Linked DNA regions of Homo sapiens: regions 1 and 3 are each linked to region 2. A link is a loop called in an ENCODE intact Hi-C map of the cell type or tissue named here. Cell type or tissue: HepG2. All regions are shown on one strand. Links, peaks and the distances in the headings refer to the core of each region. The heading gives the core; the rest is flanking DNA. Region 1 has its middle 110 kb from the start of RPS23. Region 2 overlaps VCAN (versican). Region 3 overlaps XRCC4 (X-ray repair cross complementing 4).

Evidence for each region. Peaks named below come from ENCODE experiments on the same cell type or tissue, not always from the same donor. Only the 100,000 strongest peaks of a DNase experiment are listed, where the experiment ranks them.
Region 1: it touches region 2 in a loop (8-fold over the local background); 2 of 110 quality-filtered maps call a loop at or near these places.
Region 3: a loop joins it to region 2, with 36 times the contacts of the local background. A loop is called at or near these places in 4 of 110 quality-filtered maps.

Annotation. Positions count from the first base shown.
Region 1 is chr5:82,384,434-82,391,624 of GRCh38, reverse strand. No RefSeq gene overlaps it. Among named protein-coding and RNA genes, the nearest start is that of RPS23, 110 kb to the right of the region's middle. In HepG2, for the core only: no CTCF peak of the experiment used is centred there; a DNase peak (open chromatin) is centred at 4,244.
Region 2 is chr5:83,573,447-83,580,637 of GRCh38, reverse strand. It overlaps VCAN (versican), which reads right to left. Exons shown (of 15, transcript NM_004385.5): 14 at 476-658; 15 at 1-331. The coding sequence ends at 204. Among named protein-coding and RNA genes, the nearest start is that of VCAN-AS1, 15 kb to the right of the region's middle. In HepG2, for the core only: no CTCF peak of the experiment used is centred there; a DNase peak (open chromatin) is centred at 3,427.
Region 3 is chr5:83,087,939-83,095,129 of GRCh38, reverse strand. The region is part of intron 1 of XRCC4 (X-ray repair cross complementing 4); the gene reads right to left. Among named protein-coding and RNA genes, the nearest start is that of XRCC4, 14 kb to the right of the region's middle. In HepG2, for the core only: no CTCF peak of the experiment used is centred there; no DNase peak of the experiment used is centred there.

The sequences.
Region 1 (7,191 bases), core at 1,194-6,193, 1.2 Mb after region 2:
TTTCCTACCCCTATGTCCTTGGTTTTCCTATTTAAAAAGCATGTTCCCCTCATAGAGAGAAGGTGTTGTCAAAGTTGCCCCCATCTTTCAATGACCAACTTAAATGCCTGCTCATTGCTGATCCTCCCAGCTGGAATTAATTATTTTTCTCCTGTTGTGTCTTAATATTTGATTTACACTTACATCTCATAATTCTACCTATATTCTGATTTATGTAATAGTCATTCATGTACACATATTTTCTCCAATATAAACTATATGTATCTACTGTAGACTGCAAATGACTTGAGGGCAGAAGTTGTGATTGTTAATTTTATTTTCTTATAACACTCAGTACAGTGCCTTACAAGTAGCTGATGTTCAATAGATGTACTTTGAGTGGAGGTAGATAAACCATCTGGTAAGGAATGACCATTGCAACATTCAATAACTCTTCATTGTTTAAATGTATTACCCTAACTTTTAAAGTTCTCCATATTATGGCCCCAATTTAACTTCTCACTCCCTCCTACAGAAATCTTAATTCATGCTAAAATATTCTACTGACAGACGGCCAAAGTGGCCCCCATACTGTATCCATCACCTCTACCTGACCCACATTTACGATTTTCATGAATCAGTTCAAAGTGCTTCTCCATAAAGCCCCTGAATGAATTGTATCCATTCAACCTGCAATGCTCTTTCCATCTTCTGATCACGTTGATAATGTTCGTATCAACTGCAATTTTTTTGCAATTTTTCTTATTACTTAAATGTAATTACTGTTAAATACCATCCCTAGCTAAATCATGTTTCTTTTCATTTGCCACAGTATTTCGTTCATAGCAGGACTCAGAAAATTTTTGATTTGATGATTTTATCATTCATTCAAATTAGCAGTAATATCATTCCAATGTATTCAACAATATTAATTACATAATTTTAAAATATGCTTTAGTATTTTCAACTATAACATGAACTATATTAATGAATAATAATATGTGAATATATATGCTAATAATTATTTAAAGGATTTTAAAATAAATCTTTTAAATAGGTTAAATTATATGTCATCATGCTTATGTTATATATATGCTTTGCATATATACCAAAATGTATTCCAGATATACCCAAAATTGATTCAAATTACTAGATCAATTTAATTAAAGCTTGTTGTAAACTAAATAATAGCGAACAGTCTCCTCTTTTCAATACATTTCTATAGATTTTTCTAGGAATAATTTTAAAGCTAATAAATTTAAAGCTAGACAGATTTCATATAAAGAAACAAAACTTTACTACAAAATCAAGATATGTTGCTGAATACTTTCAATATACTCATCTTGTCATCTCAGCAAAAATAAGCCACTTATCCTTGTTTATTTTTCAGAATTTTACTTTCCTCTTACAAACATATTTCTACCTTGTGTTAATTATCTTTCTTTCACAACCTCCTGTTGCATTTCATTTTCTGTCCATTTATAGTTTGACAGCTTGCTCTGGGCTCATTCTATTTTATAGCGAACGCTATTTCTGTCTTTGTCAAATCTCAAGCCCATTGTCATTCTCCCTCCTCCTTTAAACGGAGCACTGTAAGTAGACATACACCTAATTCATGATCATGTCTTCAAGTGGCTGTCAAGTGAGAAACTATATTCATATAGTCATTTAAATTATAATATTATAAAACATAATGTCATTAAATACTAATTGGGTGCTGTGAGTAAATAGAGAACACTATTAATATCTCTGGGTTGTTATTATCAGAGAGAGGTAGGTGGATATAGTAGAACTTGAGCTTCAGTTATGTACAGGTTAGCAAGGTAAAGAGGTAGCATAAATAGGGGAGCACTATGACTTTGATGCTGGACAGAACTAGAGTATGTCACGCAGGTCTCCTGCTAATTTGCTGTGTGATCTTGAGCAAACCACTTCACCTCTCTAAACCTTAGTTTTCCGTAAGAAAGCTTTCAAATAGGGGCACTCATTCTTACCTCACAGGGTTGTTGGAAGGACAGAAAGAATACATAAAGCACATAACAGTACTCAGCACAGAGTCAACACTCAGTCCATTACTTCTTAAAGGATAGGGCAGTCCAGGGGGAGAAAACCCAGGGACTGTGCATGTTCAACTCAACTACTGCCCCAGCAAAACTGAGGGCAACCACTACCTACGGCCCCTCTGGGCAGTAGGGACCACTGCTTCCCAATGGAAATCCTCTTCTCCTCTCCTATTTTCCCTCCCACTGCCAGTCAGGAGAGCTTTCATCAGCCAATTACAAACCCAAAATCAAATCCACAAGTCAGATAATGTAGCTAACTTTTTCCTTTGCGGGGATAAAAAAAGTGATAGAGGCTGAAGGAAAAATATAGCTCTGCTGCTGCCGCAGACAATGTTCTCAGGCAAAGAAACTGACTCACAGCTGGACAACTTCGAGAAAGAAAATTTTCCACAAAACAGCAACGATGCCACAAAATAAAAGAAAAATGAGAAAAAGCTATGACCTGCGGTTCCATAACTACATCGCTGCTGCCTAACTTTTCTGTGAACCTAATGACTCATTTTACTGTCAGTTCTAGTGTTTTAATCACTTCCTGAAGGAGCACATGGAGGGCGGAGCTTGGCCTGAATTGATGACTTCCCCGATAGCTTCACCAGAGCATAACCCACGTCCTCAAGCCCTTCACTGCAAAAACATGGCCTTGTCCACAAAGAGGGAATGGCCCTGCATTGAGTTGGATCCTCACATCCAGCACACACTGCATTTCATCAATGGCAATGCCAAAGTCATATTCAGGTAGGCTGAGAAGAAGCAAAAAAAAAAAAAAAAAAAAAAAAAAAAAAAAAAACAGGCAAAAATGATCCCAAAACATCATGCCTGATAAATGGAGGAGATAATAAGAGAGTGCCTGGTGGGCACGCAAGCACAATTACACAGCGCAGGCCAGGTGGAAAGGCTCCAGCTGGAAAAGGTCAGGGGTTGGGAGCCCTCAATTTATTGAGCACTGGGTGTGTGGGAGCAAAGGGGGCACCCAAAAGAAGGGAATCGGTGCACAGCGTGACAGACAACAGGGACATCGAGGATGTCTCCAGGGAGACGAAGGAGGGATTTCAGGGAAAAGGAGGCCTGGCCCAGGGGTGACCACACACTCAGGGTGCAAGGAGAGGGTTGGCGGGGCGGGGAATGAGTCCTGGCCCCAGAAGCCCCAAATGAAGCCAAAGAGAGGCAAAGTCTGGAGCACAACGTGGATGAGGTGACAAGAGGGGCCGCCATTGACCAAGGAAAGAATCTGAAATATTATTGTGGTCAGAGAGGCAGATAACTTTTATAAGAGCATTCCAGAATGAGCAGATGGGAAAGGCAGTTCAAGCAAGGAGGGAGATATCTGTTTATTTTCATAGGCAATTGTAGGCTTAAAAGGCAATCTGGGAGATTTTTTAGCCTTAAATAGATAAGCAGTATACTATTTTCTAGTAGACCACCAAATATAACCTGGTGTCTGGAATACAATTTAATAGGCAATTCCCAGAATAAATTATACCGATGTAGCTATGTATTTTCAGCCTTGTGAAAGGGTGCATGTGTATTTTCCTCTCCCAGAAGTGCATCCAAAGTTTTACTAATTCACAGCCTCCTGCTTCTCCCCACACTGCCCAGTGTCAGATGACATTTCTTGACAGTCCCCAACATGGATCCCGAAGTCCCAGCACTTGGGACCCCTCCTGCTGCCCCCCAACCCCGCAAGAACTACCTTCCCACAGACAGGGTTCTCTCGGGTGTGGCTCTCATCCTGGGGGAGCTGACGGTGCATGGCTAGTTTCCTTAGCACCTAGTGGAAACTAAACCAATCCCAAGGACAAACACAAGTGGATAGGAATCCCATGTGCAGTCCACACACACTTGACACAGCAAACACAAAATACACCTCCCAATGTCACAGCCTTCATTTAGTTCACGCTACTATATACCTCAATTCCACTGGAAAAAAAACATTAATAAAAAACTTCCTACTTCAAAAACTGGCAAATTACTTTGATGCTACTTCAAACTCTGTGTTTTCAGTTCTCCCACATTTTTGCCTTGATCCCTGGATAAGAAACCAATATATCAAAGTGAATACCTTGTTTGTGTTTATCATTGTTATCTTTATGAGAAGGCATTAACCCTTGCCCTTTGAGATAACGGAATCAGTGGACCTCAGATCAAACAAACTAAACTAAGAACGTCTGAGACATGGGAAGTTTGTCCCTGGGATGTTGGTATGCGGTGGCCCTATCCAGCTTTAGAACACTAACCCCCACCCCACCCCCAAGGCATTCAGAAATAATTTTATTTGCTCTTATTCATCAGCAAAGGAAAAGTAGCAAACCCCAGAGCCAAAGACTATTCATCCCACCCTGTGATAACCCTGACCCTAGTAAAGCCAACATCTGTCTCGTGTTTGAGGTGGCTGACGGCCAACTGGGGATCAGAAAACAACAATTTCCCTGGTCAGATGTAAGCTTTGCCCAGCATGTTGACTTTATAAACCACCCTGTAAGCTCAGTAAATTTAATTGGTAGATAGGGTTGTCTTTCCTTGGCTCATTTCCCACCAATTAATATTACCGGCATGAGTACCCATATGATCAGACGTACACTAACAAGACTCTGTCTAGACAGGCAGAAAAGGTTTTTTCTTTGTATTTTTTCCAGAATTAGGCATTAATGTGCTACTCGTGAATGGAACAAATGTTTACATAAATCCATACTGGGAAAAGAAATTCTTCTCTCAAACACTTCCAGGGGAGACATCATTGGCAGGATTAGCTGCATATTGGAGCTGCCATATTAGTTCATTTTCCCTGTACTTCAAAGATGCAGGAGCCAACAAGAGGGAGGGCACCACAGTAAGAAATGTGAGTAGCAAGGTTATAAATCAGTACTTTTGACAGGGTGATTCCAGACAGCTTTGCTTTAACCAACATTCGACCTTACTTTATAGTGGTGAGGAGGTATTGAGCATAGTTAAGTGTTAAAAAATGACCCTGGCCTTCCCTACAATGTGGTATGAAAAAATATAAAAGGCACTTTTAAACATTACTTTGAAAATCTTAAGTGAGGTATATAGTACAGAAATATCTGTTATCCAAAATCTAAGATTTTATTGTTTTCAAAAGAGGAATTTTTAAAAGTACCCCCTCCAAGGCAAACAAAAAATGTCAAGCTGTGAGACGTAAATAAAACTGCAAACTACCTTTTTCCCAACTACTCAACTCACAACTTTCCCCAATCCCTCTTTAGTGTTTGCTTATACCGGACAAATTACGAAACTAAATCTGCTAGGGAAGGCTAAGTTCATAAGGTTTTGGGTAAGTAACTCCAACAACCTTCATTGATTATTAACATTATGGGTCCCTCCATTCTCACAAGTGATCGAACCAAGTCAACACTTGGCACATTTTCAAAATTCTGCTAAGAAATAGCAGAGGACACAGAAGTATTATATAATATGGTCCCTGCCCTCAAGGAGTTCATAGTCAGATTATCCATACCAGTTTAATTCTTAAGATGACTGCTGTAAGAAACTGAAGCCCAACAGACAACATCATGATAGTTTTTCTGTTGAAAAGGAAGATTTTCATCAGTTGAATGGACAGTGACAACATTTCACTTTTGGAGAGAGGAAATTTGGTCCTCTAAACATGAGGTTCTATGATGGGCTGTAGTCATTGTATCCATTTCCTCCGGGCCCCAAATAAAGACGTGACCCAAACTGGGTCACACAAAGCCCTGCCTGTGGATGTCTTTGATACGGAGCTAACAAAGAGGCTGCTGCTTCTCTGGAAAGCTGTGGGAGGCATTGACACTGGAGCTTCCTGTGGCTGCTGTTCGCTGCTCAGGGAGGGTGCCCCACTGAGAGGATAGGGCCAATACGCAGAGAGAAGCAGAGAGAAGAGGGACGGCACAGCACTGTACACTCTGCTTCCAGAAACCTGAGGTTAACCATACCCTGCCCTTCCCAAAGTTTGGTTATGTTTGCCAGCAGGTTCCATCCTTGGCAAGCTCGTTGGAGTTGGACTTCTGTCCCTTACAACCAAAATGTGTCTTGACATCAGTTGTTCTCCATCTTCAACGTACCTAACAAAAGAAATGGAGTCTTACACTTCAGCAGGAATTACATGATACATATGACATATTATATACGAATTTTGAAATTACATGATAGATATGACATATTATATATGAATTTTGACTCTAAAGGAGCTCAACCATTAAACTTCCTACAAAGTGTGGATGTGGCACCTATTCTTGGTCTTCAAATTATCTCAGATGACTGTCTTGAATAACTTTACACACAGAACAAGGCCTAGACTGATGCATAATTCTTAAACTATTTGTTCTACACATCTTGGACCTGTTGAAATGGCCCAAAGACTACCCACCCCGCTGAGCACTGAAACTACCTATTCCTGCCTTCTAATTCCAAGTGCCCTCCATTCACTGTCATCTGCTGCTTCTGCACCTCCACAGGCACAAATACTAGGACAGCACTGACATACCCGGTGTGATTATTCACAAACACATCTTTGCATCACCTGCAAGTTCTCTGCCTTCTACTGAAGCCTCTGTGGAATCCACTTCTCCCTCCTGGCCATGGGGCCACCACAGCAGCTGAATCACCTGCCCTTCCTTCTTCCGTCCCTCCCAACTCAGAAAACCCCTGGTGTCCCCATGAGGACCACATTTTGAGAACCACTAAACAAGAGGCGTCTCTATGATTCTTGCCAACACTATCATCTCTGCATAATAGCACAAACTTTTCTTTCTCTGAGTGTTCTTTTTTGGCAATTAAAGGGGCAGATTTTAGAAGTTTCTCTCCTTTCTATCCTACAGTTATAAAAAAACGAAAAATGGGCAGTACATGAACCCAACCAAGAATACTGTTTTTTCAGCTGCTTTTCCTTAACCTTGAGATTCCTGAATTGAAATGGGGGAGGGAGAATAATTAGGTATGATGTTTGAGAAATTGATTCCTAATAGTTTGTGAGGTTTAGAGTATTCGTCATTTCACCCACTATTCAAGTGTTTCTTCGTGGTTTGCTCCACAAAGAAAAAGGTCTCTTGGGAGTCAAATCTGTTTGAAATTATTCAGCTCAAAGACTGACACTGTGAAATTAGAGAGAAAGAGGTCAAATAACCTTATCGGTGGATTTTCAGAGTAAAGCATG
Region 2 (7,191 bases), core at 864-5,863:
CATTTTCTTTCATTTTGTCTGCTGTCTTTTTGAATGCCAATACTTTCATTTAAAATGTTTTGGGAGCACGGCAACCCAAAATGACTGAACGGTGGTCCAAAAATCCAAACCAACTGATAATTACTTCTCGAGGTGATAGGAAAGGCACAGGAAGTTAGGACTTTGGCTGAAATGATGAAAACACATGTTCGCCATTTTAGGGATCAGCGCCTCGACTCCTGCCACCTCCGGCTCCAACGATGATCATGTTTGGATGTATTTATTGAATTGTCCTTTGCTGATGAGGAATTTTTAAAGTATTTCATAGAATAAGTCCTTTGGTATGCAGATGCTACATGGAAGGAAAGAAAGAAAAAAAGAAAACACACAATATTACTTGCTCCATACCCTAAACTGCCGATACCACAGCCGTAAAATGAAGGTGTCTAGTAGTTGTTATAGCACGGTAGTCCATTCTTTCTAAAGGACCACTTACGGTTCATGCAGGTAATTTTAGGTATAGCCCATCTTCCATTTCCTAAGCACCGGATAGTTGGAAGGTGACGTTGAATGAAACCATCTTTGCAGTGGTATCTAATCAGGGAGTTGATTTCATAACGAGGTTTCATCTTTCCAAAGGTCTTGGCATTTTCTACAACAGGGGGCTGGCCGCAAGCGACTAAAGGAAAGCAAATTGGGTTATTTCCAAATAATCTAAGTATTTCAACTAATATGAGTCTCTTATTTTTCTCTCTTTCTTTATGGTACCAAAGTAAGCAACTTCATCAAAGGCAATCTTTTAGAATTAAGAATATGAAATTTTTCAAAAAGAAAATGTAATGTTGAGGCTCTGGGCCTACTTTGAATCTCAGATTATGCCATCTTGAAATTTGTTTTATTAAAACAACCATAGGACTAAATGGTCATACATTCATCTACCCCTCTGGAAGGGCCACTATTCTGACAAAATTTCCAAATTAAAAAGCATACTGTCTTCATCACCGTCCCTAAGTTTTTATTTCTTAATTACCTTCACTTGGGACAATAATGAATTTAACTATTACTATTACCTCCTTATAAAAACGTACAATCTACAGGCCAGGCACAGTGGCTTATGCCTGTAATCCCAGCACTTTGGGAGGCCAAGCGGGGTGGATCACGAGATCAAGAGATTAAGACCATCCTGGCCAACATGGTGAAACCCTGTTTCTACTAAAAATACAAAAAATTAGCCAGGCATGGTGGTGGGCACCTGTAGTCCCAGCTACTCGGGAGGCTTAGGCAGGAGAATCACTTGAACCTGGGAGGCGGAGGTTGCAGTGAGCCGAGATTGCACCACTGCACTCCAGCCTCGTGACAGAGCAAGACTGTGTCTCAAAAACAAAACAAAACAAAACAAAACAAACAAACAAACAAACAAACAAAAAACCTTACAATCTACAATAACATCATAGTTTTGAAATATGGACAAAGTCTCCTAAATACAAATATCTTTTGGTTCCATTTATATTTATTTGCTCTTTTTTGTCTTCTGTATTGAGACAAGAAAAAGAGACCATAATATTCATGCCTGAGTTTCATAAATACCTTAATGAATATAAATTAAAACTCCTGAGACAGGCAAATGAGGGTAAAGCTTGGAATTCTTAACCATCATTTTAAATTTACAATGAAAAATTTTGTAATTTTGAATTTTAAAAAAATCCAAAAGCTTGGAAAATTGATTTAATTGAATTTGTGTTAACATAGTTTTATTCAACATTAGCACACTTATTTTAAATGATATGCTTTAAAAAAATGAACTTTGATTAAATTATTATATTTACCTATATATCTTTAATACAAATGTAACTTAAATATAATTTTCCCTAAGTGGAAATTTCTATTGCTTAAGAATTCTTACACCACAGGCCCACAAAAACATGCCACATTCTCTCATGAAATATTGCAAATATTCAGTGGGAAAATGATTACCAGAAACCTTGGTACCAAATATTTGAATGTCAACATCCTAATATTAAAAGTTTACAATTATTAAATTTATTACATATTCAGAGGACTGTTTACAACCATATCCTTCTGCAATGACAAATTTTGGTTTAATTTAAATGTTTGGTTCTTCTAATTTACTTCTGCTTGACCTCAATCTGGATACCTGCACACTTTTTTTTTTAACTTTTAAGTTCAGGGGTAAATGTGTAGGCTTGTTATATAGCTAAACTCATGTCACAGGGGTTTGTTTTACAGATTATTTTGTCACCCAGGTACTAAGCCTAATACCCAACAGTTATTTTTCTAATCTTCTCCCTCCTCCCATCCTCCACCCTCAAGTAGGCCCCAGTGTCTGTTTTTCCCCTCTTTGTGTCCTTATGTTCTCAGTGTTTAGCTCTCACTTATAAGTGAAAATACGCAGTATTTGGTTTTCTGTTCCTGTGTTAGTTTGCTAAGGATGATGACCTCCAGCTCCATCCATGTTCCTGCAAGGGACATGATCTCATTCCTTTTTATGGCTGCATCGTATTCCATGGTGCACACTTCTTTTATTGCAATATGGAAAGCCTATACTAGGGTCCAGACAATAGCAAGTATCAGATGGAATAAGACCAAAGTGATAGGGAAGGTTAAAAATGATCAATTCAATAATTCAATGTACTTGATTTGGTGCTATGCTAACAAATTTGAACTCATTTTTATAATTTTGAGGAAATAATTGTATAGATTTCTTCTAAAACTAAATATGAAGACTTATTAAAAAGCTATAATAATTCAGTGAGTGTGGTATTGGCAAGGACAGGAAAATAGACCAGAAAGAGATTTACACACATATGCTTGATATTTGAAAGAGGCAACATGGCAGAGCAGAGGGAAAGTGTAGTCTTTTCATTTGAACACTTGTGTATTCATACAGAAATAATAAACTTGGTTCCATACTTCAGAAAAGACATTAAAAATCAATTCTAGATGGTTGAAATATATAAATATAAGAGGCAAAACTATAAAACATTTAGAAACTATAGAATATCTTTATGACTTCAGGATAGTGTCAACCAAAATTAAGGCTGTTGAGGCAGAAATAATTTGATAAAGGCTTATTGGAAGCCAAATGCCAGGATCTACCTGGGAAGACACACCACAAATTTGGGCATATTCCAGAATCTGCTACAAGTTGGAAGGTTTTTATGGGGAAGTTCAGAAGGGAGGGCAACTCCTCAGACCCGAGTTGTGATTTTCATTGGAGGGTACAATACAGAGGTTATAATCATTGGCTACGATTTACAAAATACAAGCTAAAATGCTCTATGTGCAAAACAATCAGTAAAACTTCAGGATTCAGAAACAAATCAGTGTTTTTCCACTGTCAGTAGGCTACATATTAATCAGTATGTCAACAGTTTAAGGAATTCATGATAAGATTTGAGGAACTCACGATAAAATTGTTTACTCAGGGACAGGATGTAAGCCATGAATCATAAGACCTCCCCCAGGCGGATTAATTTGGAAGCCTGCCAATGTGACCTGTAGGTTATCAGTAGGTAAAGATTTCTTAAAACACAAAAAAGATTAGATCATAAAGGAAAAAAAATAAATAAAATTAAGGATTCTGTTCATCAGAAAATATCATAAGGTAAGGGTGAAGTCAAGCAACAAACTGGGAGAAGATATTTGCAACATATAAAATTGTCAAGGGATTAGTAACCAGAATATAAAAAGAACTCCTACAAATTAGTATGTATAAGATTATAAGTAAACAATTTTCAAAAATAACCAAAAGATATGAACAGAAACTTTACAAAAGCAGAGCTTCAAGTGATTGATAAATATATGAAAAGATATTCAGAGAGACGTATCAAAAAATGTGAATTAAGTCACAAGAGATTACATTTTATACCCACCAGATTGGCAAAAATTTCAAAGTCCAATAGTGCCAAATGTTGGAGAAGATGTAGAGCAACAGGATCTATCACAGATTGTTGGTGGGAGTGAAAATTGGTACCACCACTTTGGAAAAAAATTTGGCTTTTTAAAGTAGATTTTATGGTACATATATCCTATGACTCAGCAACTTCACTCCTGGAAATATATCCTACAGAAACTCACAAAAGTTGACCAAGAACAAGTTCAAGAATGCTCATAGAAACATTGTTTATAAAAGCAAAAACACCGAATATGACTCAAGCGTCCACTGACAGGAGAATTGATAAGTAAAATGTTGTATAGTTATACAAGAAATACAATACAGAAACAAAAACAAAGAACATGCCATTACATGCATCAACATGAATAAATCTCACAAACATAATGCTGAACAAAAAAAAGAGCAAAGCACAGAATATATACAGTATGATCCCACTTATTTAAAGTTCAAAAATGTACAACACTAAATAATTTATTGTTTAGTGAAACAAGTGTATATCATAATAGAAAAGGGAAAAGCAAGGGAATTAAGTCATTATCTCTGGTGGGAGTTGAGAAGTAAATAGATAGGATTGAGAGGAACCCACAGGATACTCCACAGATACATGGGCAGTATGCATTGAGGTGTTCTTTTAAAAAATATGCCTTTTGTATATATTATAAATCGTTACAAGTATGTAATAGTTAATTAAAAGGAAAACTACTTAGGTCTGTAGGTTTAAAATATCTAAAAAGAGAAAAGGGTATCTTTTTTAAAAGCCTATAAACATTTAAAAACTTCCCCAGAGTTCTGATTAGTAAAGAATTGACTGCACAAATATAAAAATCAGCGAGTAGGGGAGATAAAATGCAAAAATAGGGTTTTTTTCCTTCTTCTTCTTTAATGAGGTAGAACCAGTATTTTATAAAACTTGTTATCCATTGGGAAATGTAAACAATCATGGTGTTTTTGTGAATCTTTTTTGGTATAGGGCAGTGGTTCTCAACGTGGGACAGTTTGCCTCTTCTGGAGACATATGGCAATGTCTAGAGACATGTTTGCTTTTTACAATGCAGAAAGGATGTAAAGGTGCTACTGACATGTAGTATACAAAGGGCAGGGATTATGCTAAACATGCTTTAATGCACAGGATAGCCTCTCAAAATAAAGAATTATCTGACCAAAAATGTCAATAGCTCTGCTGTTGAGAAACCCTGCTATAGGAGAAAATAAAATAGGAAATGTAAGAATGTTTAAATCATAAAATGAAAAGTATGACTCCAGGGACCATTGGAGACATAAGAGGGCAAACATGACATTTGGATAGAGACGAATAATTTAGTAAAGATTCCTACACCGGAAAAAGAAAAATAGAAAATACTTGATTTGCTAGTTTTACAAATCTCATCGCAGAGGTGCTGAAGTAAGGGACATGGTCAGGAAAGCTTCTCATGTAGAAAAGGTATTGAGAATACATTCTACCTTGGGTGAGAAAACAGCAGACTAACGTACTTATTGCTAACAGCTGACTTTCATATGAGACTCGGGCTTGATGTATGTTAGTGTTCTCTTTCTTCTAATAGAATTTCTCATTATTGGGGTTTAAATCTTTCCTAAAATATTTATAGAGTATGGTTTTTAGTTTTATTATTTTTGTATTCAAAGACAAATTAATCAAATAGGTTTATATTTTACATGTGTACTTCGTACTCTTATTTGAGATGGGTAAAAGTCTGGGTCTAGGGATTAAATATTCATGTGATAACACCATTATTAATTGCAAATAGGTTAAAATATTTTACAGAATTTCTATTTGTTTAGGGAAAAAGTCTGTACAGCGTGCTTTAGAAATTGGCCAATGATAAACACACCTTTTAAAAAATTCGCTTTTAAAATATTTCTTGTTTAATGTTAACTAAACAATTCTCATAAAATTTATATTACACATGTTCTTATTTTATTATATCTTGTAAATATTCAACTACAGATATAAGGATGGCATTTGTGATCCATAGTTTATAAGCATAAAATAAACTTCTAAGGGAATGGTTAAAAAGCTCAAATGCCTACAGAGACCAGGCAGTTGGCAAAAACCGGTGACAATTATAATCCCAAAAGACATAATCTCAAAAGTCATAATCCCAAATTTTGAAATTCCTAAAGACCAAAATCCCTAGAGGTTAAAATCCCTAACATCTAAAGTCCCCAAAATCATAATTCTGAAATATTAAAATCCCAAATGTTGAAATCCTGAAAGCCAAATTCTAGGGAAGGGATTAGTGCATTTTTGGTTGTATGCAGGATAGTTATATCATGTCAGGAGAAATTATTATATTACCTTGTTATTGTCTTTATTTGGAAATTTAAATACGGTTTAAAAACATGCATATGGGTGCCAAGTTGCAAGGGGTAGACCTGTAGACTTAATTTTAGGTGTCAACATGACTGGATTAAGGAATACCTAGAAACCTAATAGAGCATTATTTGGGGCACGTCTCAGAGTGTTTCTAGAGAAGATTAATGTGTCAGCGTGAGTGGATGAGGTGGGGAAGATCTGCCCTCATTGTTGATGGGCACCATCCAATCAGCCAGGGGCCCAGAGAGAACAGATACAGAAGGCAAGCTGGTCTTTCTCTGAGAGCTGGGACAGACTTCTGCCACCATGGACATCAGAACTCCAGGCTCACTAGCCTTTGGATTCCAGGACTTACACACCAGAGGCCCCCCAGGTCTTGAGGCTTTCGGTCTCAGACTGAGAGTTACAGTACTGGCTTCAGCTTCCTTGGTTCTCAATATAAAAATATTGAAACTTCCTCAATAAATGAAGAGATGTTCTTTTATACATCTCCATTTATGAAAGATAAAATTTCTCAAGATCTCAGCTCTTTGAGTGACTGAATATGCGGTGGTAACCCATCTCAGTTCTTCATCAATCTTGTGAAAAGATTTATGTTGTTCATCATGGTATTTCAGATGACCACCGTTATAAAGCTGGTGCACACAATTACAACCAGAGTGATGTGCATTCATACATTTTGGTTTTTCCCCAACTGCCATTAGTATACCTGAGTGCTTATGCTTGAAAATATATGTATGTTTTTATTGTCTATTTATTTTATTGTCTAAAGTGGCTTATGAAGCACGCTGTCATGTTTTTATATGTTTCTCTAATAAATCATCATTTTAAAATGTAAATAAATGTCTTTAAAATTTGTTTTTTTCCAGAATTCTATTTTTGGGATTTTAATCCTTTGAGATTTCAACATTTAGGATTATGGCATTTGGGATTGTGTCTTTCAGGATTGGGACACGGACTC
Region 3 (7,191 bases), core at 1,491-6,490, 490 kb after region 2:
TATTACTAGCTGGCCCCTCCAGAAGTATAGGCTAGAATAAATAGTAAAGTTCTATCCCTGCCAACGAACACCTGTAAAAGCTGGAAAAGGTGGTTGTCTCCACAAATGTGCAAACACCAACACAAGGACACAGGATTACAAAGACTCAGGAAATCATGACACCTCCAAAAGAAATGAATAAAACTCCAACAATGAATCCCAAAGAAAATGGAATCCATAAAATGGTAAAAAAAAAAAAAAAAAAAGATTTCAGAATAATCCTTATTAAAAAGTTAAATGGGCAGCACATGGTGGCTCACACCTGTAGTTCCAGCAACTCAGGAGGCTGAAGCAGGAGGATCCCTTGTGCCCAGGAATTCAAAGCTATGGTGAACTATGATTTTGTCACTGCACTCCAGTCTCCAGCCTGGGAGACAGAGTGAAACCTCAACTCTTTTGGGAAAAAAAAAAAGTTAACCACAAGAATATATAAATAGAAAATTAAATTTTGAAAATACATGAACAAAATGAAAAGTTTGACAAAGAAATAGAAACAATTAAAAAATGAATATCCAGGAGATGAAGAATACAACGACTAAACTGAAAAATGAAATAGGAAGCTTGAACAGCTGCCTTGAGGAAGCTGAAGAAAGAATCAGTGAGCTTCTAGATGGACATTTGAAATCAGTCAGAGGAGCAAAGAAAAAAAGAAAAAGAGGAAAGGAAAGAAGAGGGGAGGAGAGGGGAGAGGAGAAGAGGGGAGAGGAGGGGAAGAGAGGGGAGGGGAAAGGAGGGGAAGAGAGGGGAGCGGAGGGAAGGGGAGGAGAGGGGAGGGGAGGGAAGGGGAGGGAACGGGAAAGGAGGGGAGGGGAGCCTATGGGGATTATGGAGCACCATCAAGAGACCTAACCTATACATAATAGGAATTAAGAAGTAGAAAAACAAAGTAGGTAGATGCATATTTAAAGAAATAACAAATGAAAAGTTCCCTAATCAGAAGGAAGCCAACATCCAGGTACATGAAGAAAGGAGATCTCCAACCAAATTCAAACCAAAGAGGAGTTGACGATAACATGTAATTATCAAACTATCAAAAATTAAAGAGAAAGAAAAAATTCTGAAAACAGCAAAAGATAATAAAGAAATCACACATAAAAGGGTTCCAATAAAAATAACAATAAACTTCTTAGCAGAAACCCCAGACCAGGAGAGAGTGGGCTGATATATTCAAACTGCTCGGGGGATGGGGCGTAAAAAAATGCTGCCAACCAAGAAGACTTTACCCAGCAAAGATGTCTTTCAAAAATAAGAAGGAAATAAAAACTTTCCCAGACAAGCAAAACTTTTACAACATCCCATAAATTTTGGCATACCGTGTTTTCATTTTTGTTTGTCTAAAGATATTTTTTAATTTCCCTTTTAATTCCTCAATTGACCTATTGGTTGTTCAGGAGCATGTTGTTAATTTCAGTATACTTCTGAATTTTCTGAAATTCTTCCCGTAATTGATTTCTAGTTTCATACAATTGTGGTCAGAAAAGATATGTGATATGATTTCAGTCTTCTTCAACTTCCTAAGATGTGCTTTGTGAACTAACATACAATCTATCCCAGAAATGATCTGTGTACATTTGAGAAGATTGTGTATCCTGTTGGTGTTAAGATGGAATACTCTGTATATGTCTGTTACGGTTCATTTCATTTAAAGTGTTGCTTAAGTCTAACATTGCCTTATTAATTTTCTGACATTATCTGTCCATTATTGAAAGTGGTGCATTGAAGTTCTCTACTGTTATTGTATTACAGTCTATCTCTGTACACCCTTTAATGTTTGCTTTATATATTTAGGTGCTCCATTGCTGGGTACATATGTATTTATAATTGTTATAGCCTCTTGGCAAACTGACTACTTTATCATTATATAATGCCTTCATTTTCTTCTTTTTACAGCTTTTGACTTAAAGTATTTTCTGCTGTAAGTATTGCTACTTCTGCTGATTTTTGGTTACCATTTGTGTAGAATATCTTTTTCCATTTCTTCACTTTCAGTCTATATGTGTCCTCAAAAGTGCAGTGAGTTCCTTGTAGGTAGCATGTAGTTAGGTCTTGTGTGTGTGTGTGTGTGTGTGTGTGTGTCCATTCATTTACTCCTTGTCTTTTATAGGAGAATATAATCCGTTTACACTCAATATAATTGTTGATAAGTAAGGAAAGGACTAACTTTCTCGCCATTTTGTTAATTATTTTCTATCATTGGGTCTTTTTTTCTTGAAGATATTTTGTTTCCTTCTTCATCTCTTGCAATTTTCCTTTGTGGTTTGATAGTTTCCTGTGTGGTATGTCTTGAATCTTTTGAATCTAATTTTATTTTTTGTGAATCTCCTACAGATTTTTGCTTTTTGGCTACCATGAGGCTTACAAAGAATATCTTACACTTCTGTCTATTTTAACCTGATAGCAGCTTAACATTGATTAAATACAACTCAACACCTTTACCCAGCCATCTTATGTTTCTAATGTCTAAATTACATCATATTATAATATATATATCCCTTGAAAGTTTATTGTAGCTGTGGTTGCAATTAATAATTTTGTCCTTTAACCCTGTACTAAGAATAAAATTACTCTACACACCACCATTACCATCCTAAAAATATTCTGAATGTTGATCAGTATTACTTATACCACTAGGTTCTGTGCTTTCATAACTTTTTTGTTATTTGACATTAAAATGGATTTGACATTAAAAGCATAGGAAACAAAAGCAAAGATAGACAAATGAGATTACATCAAACTAGAAAGCTTCTGCACATCAAAGGAAACAATTAGCAGAGTAAAAAGACAACCTACAGAATTAAGAAAATATCTGCAGTCCATATATTTGGTAAAGGGCTAATATCCAAAGTATAAGAGGAAATCAAACAGCTCTATAGAAACAAAACAGATAATCCAATAAAAACGTGAGCTATTGACCTGAATAGGTATTTGTCAAAAGAATACATCTGAATAACTGATAGATACTTGAAAAAACGCTCACCATCACTAATCATTAGGGAGATAGAAATTAAAATCACAATTAGATATCACCTCCTATCTGTGAGAATGGCCACTATCAACAAAAACAACAAACACTTGCAAGAAGGTGGAGAAAAAGGGAACCTTTGTATCCTGTTGGTAGGAACATAAATTAGCATAACCATTACGGGAAACAGTATGGAGGATCCTCAAAAAACTAAAAATAGAATTACTATATGATCCAGCAATCCCACTTCTGAGTATTTACCTGAAAGTTTTAAAATCAGAATGTGGAAGAGACATCTGTAGTCTCATATTCACTGCAGCACTAGACAATAGCCAAATAATGGAATAAACCTAAATGTCTATCAGAGGATAAATGAATACCAAAAAATTCATCTACACACAATGGAACACTATTCAGGCTTTAAAAAATAAAAATAACTTTGTAATTTGTGACATCACAGACGGAATTGGAGGACATTACCCTAAGTGAAATAGGCAAGGCACAGAAAGACAAATGCCACAGTTCTCACTTATATGTATAATCTAAATTAATTGAACTCACAGAAGCAGAGAGTAGAATGGTGGTTACCAGAGGCTGGGTGGTAGGGAGGATGGGCAGTTGATATGGTTTGGCTGTGTCCCCACCCAAATCTCATCTCGAATTGTAATCCCCAGATGTTGACCTAGGACCTGGTGGGAGGTGATTGGATCACAGGGACGACTTCCCCCATGCTGTTCTCATAATAGTGGAGTGAGTTATCACAAGAGCTGATGGTTTTAATAGTTTGGCAGTTCCCATTTCACTCTTCTCTCTCACCTGCCACCATGTAAGATATGCCTGCCTGCTTTTCCTTCTGCCATGATTGTAAGTTTCCTGAGGCCTCCACAGCCATGCAGAACTGTGGGTCAATTAAACCTCTTTTCCTTATAATTTACCTAGTCTTAGGCAGTTCCTCATAGCAGTGTGAAAACAGGCTAACACAACAGTCAAAAGAGTATAAAGCCTCAGTTATATATGAGAAATAAGTCTGACTTTTCTATTTTAGATCAATTGTACAGCATGCTGAACATAGCTAACAATTGAGTACTGTACATTTCAATATTGCCACAAATAAACAATGTTAAATACTTCAGGGGATAGATATGTTAATTAGCTTAATTTAACCATTCTGCATTGCATTCAAAATCATAATATCACTTTGTACCCCATAAATATAAACAACCATAACATAATATATAATATAAATAAAATTTAACAAACAAAAAATAATGAGTGTGTGTGATATTATAAGAAATATGTTTGAACTTTGTCCCCTGCTCCTCGCACAGAGTTGGCAAAACCCTTGAAATTTCCTGAGTGATAGGAATGTTTTTGTTACTCATAAGGAACAGCTTTCAATTACACCTGAGTTTATAATAATGAAGTGACTTACAGTGGGGCCTCTAGACAGCCTCAGGATGGAGCTGGTCACCAGAAACACCAAGTGATTAGTAGGCTGGGATTTTCAGACCCTCCTCCCTACCCTCCATTCCTCCCATGCACCCAGACCAGGAGATTGAGCTCTATAAAAATTTGAATTGGGAGGTTTATAAGTCCATTTTCACACTGCTGATAGACATACCTGAGATTCAGTAATTTATATGGAAAAAAACAGTTTAATGGACTTACAGTTCCACATGGCTGAGGCGGTCTCATAATCATGGCAGAAGGCATGGAGGAGCAATTCATGTCTTACATGGATGGCAGCAGGCAATGAGACAGAGCTTGTGCAGGGAGCCCCCCCCAACCCCACCACCTTATAAAACCATCAGATCTCGTGAGATTTATTCACTATCATGAGAAAAGCATGAAAAAGAACTGCCCCCATGATTCAATTACCTCCCACTGGGTCTCTCCCACAACACGTGGGAATTCAAGATCAGATTTACATGGGGAAACAGCCAAACCATATCAGGAGGCTTAGGAAGGAGGATCACTTGAGCCCAGGCCTTTGACATTACAGTGAGCTATGATTGTGCTACCTGCACTCCAACCTGGGTGACAGAGTGAAACCCTGTCTCAAAAAAACAAAACTCTTGAACAAGGAGATGTGAACAGCTTCCTGCTTGGTGAACACATCATGGTGCTAAAAGGTGGCATGTCCACAGAAGGGCATTGAAGTCCTGTTCCCCTGCCACCATAACTTTCCCTATGTGTCCTCTCTCATTTGGCTGTTCCTAAGTTCTATCTTTTGTACTAAACCAGTAAAGGTAAATAAAATATTTTTCTGATTTCTGTGACCCATTATAGCAAATTATCAAACCTGAGGCAGAATTGCTTCTCTTGCACAAAGTAGTGTGGCTTCATTTGTTAATAAACATTTCATTAATTCTTTTGGGGAAGTGTTTGATTAAAAATAATTTTTTTTTCTAAGACATGTAACATTCCCAGCTTCTCCCTAATAAGAAAATTATTCGTGAGGCATAAATCAAGGGAAACCTTGATTTATAACTGGTTGGTCAAAAGTATAGGTGACTCAGGACTTGTGACTGGCATCTGAAGTGGAGGCAATTTTGTGAGACTGAGCCCACAAACCTGTGGGATCTGACACTAACCCTAGATAGATGGTGTTTGAATTGTACTGAATTGTTGAATACCCACTTGGTGTTAGAGAATTGGAGTTATGATTGGCCTCCAAGGATCCCAAGTCAATTATCTTATTCCCCCACTGGGGGAAAAAAAGAGGGTTTAATATAGGAAGGATATTGGGATAATCATGCTTAGCAGATTCTCTGCCAGTTCTTCTCCTGATGGAAAGGGCCTGGAGCTGAATTACATACACTGAATCACTCAGCAGAAAGCTCACCTAGTGGCTGATAGAAATGGAACTTTGATAGTTTCAGAATTCTAGTACTATTCTGTTAGATTCCCATGTGCTGGCCTCTCCAACATTTGAATGAAGCAAGCAACAAAATTAATCCAGATTAGAAGTCATTTGTTATCAAGGTATCACAATTTAGGAGGCTGTGCTTCTACAAGGGTAGTGTCTGATAGCACTTAGTTACCTGCAAAATTGGCAACCACCTCCAGCAGGCAGCAGTGAAACAAGGTCACACAGCTAAAAGAGTATCTTTAAATTACCTTATTGATCAGAAAGATTAATCAATTGGTGGCCTCTTTATGGCTACAACTTAATATCAATTTTGAAACAAAATCCTAAAAAGATTGTCAGACTTCTTCAAAGGATTCTGAAATAGCACTAAATCAAACATGTTCCTGCCTATAAAGTACAATGAAGTGAAAATGAAGTCAAATTATCAATAATCTTTAAACTTCAGAACAATCAAGAATGATTATCTTATTAGAAGGAAGTTGGAAATGTTATATGCATCAACAATCTTCAAACTACAGAACTATCATGAATAATTTTCTTATTAGGGAGAAGCTGGGAATGTTACATGTCTTAGAAAAAAAAATTTATTTTTAATCAAACACTTCCCCAAAAGAATTAATGAAATGTTTATTAACAAATGAAGCCACACTACTTTGTGCAAGAGAAGCAATTCTGCACAGCAAAATTTAAAATGCTGATCTGAAAAGCTATTCAGTCAAGTTAGTTTCATAGTCACTTAATATGTTTTAAAAATTTCCCATTAAGTTGAAATAACGAACTGAAATCAACCTGCAGAACGTCAGTTGTAAAAATTCCACTCCATCTACCAGTCATTCATTAAGGAAGCAGTATGTGCAAACTTTGTGTTCAATGAGAACTCTAGCAGATCAGAAAAAAAAAGTAATGACACTTTCTCTCCAGAAACTTTTCATCCACTTAGGAGAACATGACAATACAGAGTTCTATATAAATTATAATTAAACTTGTTAGTTATTTAAAAAATAAGTAAATATATACAAGGTAGTATAGAATTTTGCTACAGCAGAGTTAAAGTAGTAATAAAATAATGACAAGATACATCAAATACCTGCTAAATGACATAAAAAGATGCTGCATTTTCTAAGGTAAAAAAATTACAGGACCAATATAAACAAAAATAAGAGGTATAAGAGAAGGTTTGCCTGAGGAATCCAATGTTCAGAAAATGAAATACCAACAATCAACTAGTAGATTCACCAGTAGCAACGACAATACAATTCCAATGCCTTGAAAATTATTTTTCCTTAACAATTGAAATGTATATTATTAAATTCAATTC